Regions from separate parts of the Homo sapiens genome. Here region 2 is linked to region 1. Evidence: read pairs that join two places in POLR2A ChIA-PET (ENCODE). Cell type or tissue: OCI-LY7. All regions are shown on one strand. Links, peaks and the distances in the headings refer to the core of each region. The heading gives the core; the rest is flanking DNA. Region 1 overlaps SKAP1 (src kinase associated phosphoprotein 1). Region 2 holds the start of SKAP1-AS2 (SKAP1 antisense RNA 2).

Region 1 (2,926 bases), core at 234-2,733:
AGGGTATAAACTTGGGTTGCAATTTACAAAGTATTATTGTATTACTGGGCATGACCAGAATTTGATCAAGTACCTGTAGATCAAATCAAATCAAGAAAAATTTATCTGGAACCTTCCACGTGGGAGGTTTTGTGCCAGAGAGCACAGAATTCCTAGAATGTCCTAGAATGACTTCAGATCAGTGCAAAGACAGAGACAGCACAGACATGATTTTAATTTATAGGGTTGGAAAAGTACAAGGCTATAAAACAGGACACCTGTTGTCTTGCATTTATGTTAAAGGTTTCACCTTTTTAAAAAATAATCAGAAACACATAATCATTAGTCTTGACATAAATTATACTTTAGATTGGGAGTGGAAATCGTGTTTTCAGAATAGGAAGGAAGGAAAAGTAAAACCAACTGCATGTAATTTTTCAAGTGGAAACAACGGCAATATGAAGATATATGGGCGTTAGACCCACTGGTAGAGGAAGGAGGCTGTGCTCTCTTACCTCTTACCATGTCACTCCTGTGACCTCTACCATTTGAAATGCTTTGATTCCACCTTGCCCAAGGGACCTGTGAGCACCGGGGAAAGGGATGAAGGATGCCTATGCCTGACCTCACCTTTACATTGTCTAACGACTGAAGGTATAAATCAGCTTTCCCCTTGAAGACCCAAGTGTCAGTAGCTCATGTGAAATGCTGGAAATATTAAATGATGTCCCCGAGGGTTTTACTGTTACTCAGTTTTCTCCTGTAACTGGGAGAGCTGTTCACATGAAGGATACTCTCCCCCAGGACCTCAATTTGTATATAAAATGAAGTATGAAACTCCAACAACTTCTTGCCAGTTTGGAAAGAAAATAAACAATTAGGGGAGGCTGCACTTAGCCCATTGTCCTGTTTATATTTCATTTATCTCTTTGACTATTCCTAGTGAACAGTTTACACCAACAAAGGTGTGATAACACTCTTATTACAAATCCTTATTTCCAGGGCAACAAATCTTTGACAGTTACAAAATCACCATAGACAATTCAATGTGTTTTTGTAATGGACAAGAACAAAAGCTCTTCCTTTAATCCTATTTAGCAGAGGGAGTGTGCTAATAATTAGAAGTGAGAGGCAAGTGTCTGGATGCCAGGGTTCCATGTCTAGCTAGGACTTGGGCCTGTATCTAAATCTCCCTTCCAGATTCTTTCTGCAGAATTTACAAAATCTATGGATGCTTACTTCTCCTAATATACCTTGATTCATTAATCCTCACCACTACCTCTATAATATGAGTAATTTTCTATAATAAGAAAAATGACCATTTTTCTCTTGATGGAGAAATTAAAGTGACTTGCTCAAGCCTCCTAGTTAGTAAGTGGACAAGGCAGGAACAGAAGGAATTATCATGGCAATCCTTAGCATTAGTCTGTCTACATCTCAGTCTTTCCTCCTCCTCTTTCCATCAAAAACTTAAGTACTGCTACACAAAGAATACAGTCCTTATTATAGAAACATTATTATACATTTATGTGGGGCTTTAAAATTTTTTAGAGCACTGTCAAACCTCCTATTTAACTTGGTTTTTATAATAGTCCTATTAGGTTTGTATTTACAGAGTCTGGAAGGATAGGATAAAAGTAATAAGAAACAAAATAGTTGAGAAGAAAAGCCAGTGAAATATTAAGGATTACCTAAGACATTGTAGAATCTTAATTACCCCAGGTTTGTAAAAGCTGGCCAGATACATGAAAATATTGATTAGACTGACTGTGCCTGTGCTGTAACAGGGGAATGATCACTAAATGACTCTTTGCTCTGTGTTCTAAGGTTGGATTCCATGTATGAAAGGATATTCAGAAGAGTGTAATGTGCTCTCTTAACATGAGCTCTCTTGCCATTTAACTATGGCTGAATTAGGGGCAAACAGCACTGCTTCTCTAGAGGTAAGAGAAAGTGTGAGGGCTGAAGGTGATTTCAAACAGCAGGTGAAGGAAGATGAAGAAATAGATACTTTTCCCCTCAGAAGTCTAAAACATCTTCTGAATCAGGCCCGGTTGTTTTGTTGTTGTTGTTTTATAAGTAGAATTGGTGCTGCTTAAATGGTGTGTGTTTAAGTTAACTGGAAAAGGGCCCCTCTTCCAAAATATCTTTTCAACTGACTTCTGTAATTCCTGAAATTCCATCATTTGGGGCCCATTCCCTTAGATTAAAGCATTATTCCCTGTTGAACTACAAATGCCTCTGGGAGAGGTAGCACATTAATCGAGATATTCTCATCCACAGTGTGGTAACAAGCTAGTACATCAGAAATCACTGGGAGGAGGAGGCACAGAGCTCCAGCTCTCCTAGGGATAAGGCACAGCTGTCTGTACCTATGCGGTAGACCACTGAGTAGAGGTAGATAACTGACAGATGTCAGGTAGCGACGCTTATCCATGAGGTCACGTGTGTGTGGCTGGCACTGTTATACGGAGCCATTATCAGTCATCGACACCTTGGAGCCGTGGTTCGTAACTCTGGCTGCACATCGGAATCACCTGTCTACTTTTTAAAAAAGTGTAGATACCTGAACTGCACCCCAGATATACTGATTCAGGATTATCTGGAGTGGGGCTGAGGCATGTTTATTTTTACAAAGTTCTATGAGTAGTTCTGATGCTCACCTAGGGCTAAGAACCACAGCCTCAGAGTAGATTTGTATGTTAGGTCCTTATCATCCTGATGGCTTGCTGGAGGGCCTTGGTGAGGTGGGCCCAGGGAGGCCCCCAGGTGGAGGGCCTGGACAGTGAGTATCAGAACAAGCACGAGGGGCAAGAGAAGTGCTATAGGCACCAAAGTAACCAAAGGTGACCTGGAAAAGAGCCAAGACAACTTGTACTCACAGCAATTTTAACAAACTACCCAGGATCATTATTACCAAGACTAGAATAAACTACATTAATCAACC
Region 2 (2,926 bases), core at 293-2,792, 86 kb after region 1:
TTGTTTTCTTAACAAAGCTTCAGGGGGCGCCAGGCTCTCATTGAAATTTCATTAATCTAATGGAGTAAAGTCCTATAGAAAAAAATCAAATTCTCGTTGGACGAGATGCTACCTGGGAAAGATAACCTCTGTTTGAACTCTCAGACTCGGATCTCTCTGCTATTAGTCTGAGGAAACAGACAGCAACAACGCTGATTACAGCCACCGGCCTCAACAATTTTTTTTTCTAACTAGCAATTTCGAGTGCAAGTGCCACAGTGTCAGCTAAAGAAACACAACTGCGGGTTTTCTGCAGAGCAAAATGGTTCTGAAATGTCACTGAATAGCTCACAAAGGACGCCAATCTACGACAACAGAGACATAAGCATATAGGAGAAAGGGTCCACACATCCTCCTTTCAAAGGTATGTTGTTTACATGCATGTAATTTGTGAAACCCACAGCTATTCAATTCAGGGTTTTCGCAGAAGTCTAAACCAAAATCTGTGTAGAAAGCAATTATCAAGATTCCTCCAAAAGTCACAGAAATTTGGGTGTGGGGAAATTATGACATGTTATACACATAAATAGATGCCCTACATAGTACATGACCTATATAGTATAGTCTTCAAGTTCCCAAGACATCAATTATGGCTGTTACGTGGTGATGATACTTCAGCATCACCTCCATGTGATTTGACTCACAAGTTTTCAAAAGTGGCCTAAATCTGGACATGTCAATATATAGTAGCAACAGTTACTTTGAGAGGAAAATATGGAATGTTGATTCCTTAAAGTTCTTTCCAGGAATGTCCCCATGGCTCATCTGACACATGGTAAGGGTATATGATGGTACACCTATGTGACAAAAAGAGCCAGCATGACAAAGGCTGCATCTATGCCAAAGTAAAATAGCTTTTGGTACTGCTTATTTTTTCCCAACTTAAATGGCTATTTGTAAAAATTTAAATGACTAACAGACCAGTAGTTTTAGGCACAAAAGTCTAAAACAGAGAATGAAACAACCTGTAGAAAGCCCTCTGCTAGACTCTTATATGATCACTATGTTTTGCACGAAGCAACTGGGCAAAGGAAGTTGACTTCAATCGGGCAAGATCACAGTCAAGTTCAGCACTGCTTTCTGATTCCATAGACGTCTAAATCTGGAAGTGACAGTGCAAACCTTACTTGTGTTAAGGAAGAAGACTTATTGTACTTTAAACTAAAAAGAGAAACTAGTAATTTGAACATAAACTACAACTTGTATTTCCTTTCTTTTTAAAGCAGGGACCTAAAAATTGTAGCATATGATAAGGAGAAAAAAGTCATACTTTGAAAAAAGAAAAGGAAGGTCATGACATCCTAGGCAAGCAATTGAAAGGATTCAAAAAATTCTGAGTCCATCTTTAAAGATACTTTTTTTCTTTTACAATAAGCTTGCCGTTTTTCACCTAGGTCACAGAAAGCTTGCTGCAGATCAGGAAATGTCTTCAGTTTCCAAAGCCTCTCATAGCAGTGAGTCACTTCCTCTTTTTTTTTTTTTTCCATTTTCGCTGTTTATGGGTAAACATTGCTCTATTTGGATATATTTAATATTTTTGTGTCTGGCACAAATTTATCCATAAGGATCTAGCTTCTTTTCATACGTAATTCCTTTAATTTCCTGTCTGAGATCCACCTGTAGAATTATACTTCCGGTCTCCATCTACATCCTGTTTAAAGATATCACCGAGAGTGATATACCAATTTTTTAAAATTCTAAGCATTAGGAAAATGAGTACATAACACATTTATGTGTCTATGTGTATATACTATTTATGTAAACATATAATATATGCAAAACATATATGCATATACACATACGATATATGCAAATCTGTATATAGAAAAACTTAGTTTACTCAAGATTATTAAAATTGATCCTGGGAACAAAACAATACACCTTTTCTAGGCATTTATCCCTACTATAGAGACAGAGAAAGAAAGATTGTGAGAGGGAGACACACACATTCAGATGAGCCTTCAGGGAATTGTATGAACTTTTGAACCAGAGATGGAGAGCCAGAGCCCAGCCTGTTCCCACTTTAATAAACATTTTTTTCTTCAATTAATTAAGGTTTGGAAAGAAAAAAAAACCACAGAAGAGAAGTAATTTAGCATGCAATGCATACTTTACAGATGGATCCTACCTTCGGATGCTTATTAAATCTATGCATGACTGCGCTGGAGAAAATTAATTGCATTGTTTCTCACTATTGGAAAATAGGTTGCAAACAGCTCAAAAATAAAAAGGAAAATGAAGCAAGGTGGTTGTTGTTGTTTAAAAAAACAGCTATAGTATAAAAGAAATACTTTCAAAGTCCTAAAACAAGTAATACCCACGACTGGCATAAGAGCATAGATTTCTTTAAAATTGTTTTGATGTTTCAAAATACCATATATGCTGCCAGAATACATGTATCTACTTTAAGTTTGCAAATATTCTGGTCTAACTAAAATTTCCTACTCAGTAGCATTTGAACTATTCAGTTAAGTGGTAAGTTTTTGTTCAAATCCTGCTGTGAGGAAAGATTTACGTGAGCAGCTGGGAGTAGACACTGGCACACATTCACTGCATCATGGTTGGCTGGTATTCTCTCCATTCCAGTCTTGGGAAAAAGTGATAACTTCCTCATTTTTTCAGAGAAAAATAGAAAATATTATTATAAAATATTCAGAATACAGGTAATCATTTGCATTTTATCATCTTTAATTAGGAAAAAAAAAAGCACTACAGCTTCAGAAACTGAAGCCATTTTTCCTTTTCTGAAGGCCTGCTGGTGGAAGTTGAACTGTAACCTCTCTTAGACTGTCCTGAAAATGACCTTTATCAAACTTGAAAGGAGCATTCTCTGTCTAAGGAGTTAGACATTAATTTTCCTAACTCACATATTTCTAGATTTAAAAAA

Evidence for each region. ChIA-PET counts read pairs that join two places held together with the same protein. Peaks named below come from ENCODE experiments on the same cell type or tissue, not always from the same donor. Only the 100,000 strongest peaks of a DNase experiment are listed, where the experiment ranks them.
Region 2: POLR2A ChIA-PET joins it to region 1 with 5 read pairs; 2 of 35 experiments call an interaction of 5 or more read pairs at or near these places.

The regions. Positions count from the first base shown.
Region 1 is chr17:48,207,764-48,210,689 of GRCh38, forward strand. All of the region lies in intron 4 of SKAP1 (src kinase associated phosphoprotein 1), which reads right to left. Among named protein-coding and RNA genes, the nearest start is that of MIR1203, 53 kb to the left of the region's middle. In OCI-LY7, for the core only: no CTCF peak of the experiment used is centred there; no DNase peak of the experiment used is centred there.
Region 2 is chr17:48,294,113-48,297,038 of GRCh38, forward strand. All of the region lies in intron 4 of SKAP1 (src kinase associated phosphoprotein 1), which reads right to left. It overlaps SKAP1-AS2 (SKAP1 antisense RNA 2), which reads left to right and starts at 235. Exons shown (of 2, transcript NR_131240.1): 1 at 235-403. In OCI-LY7, for the core only: no CTCF peak of the experiment used is centred there; a DNase peak (open chromatin) is centred at 1,459; H3K4me3 peaks cover 674 bases.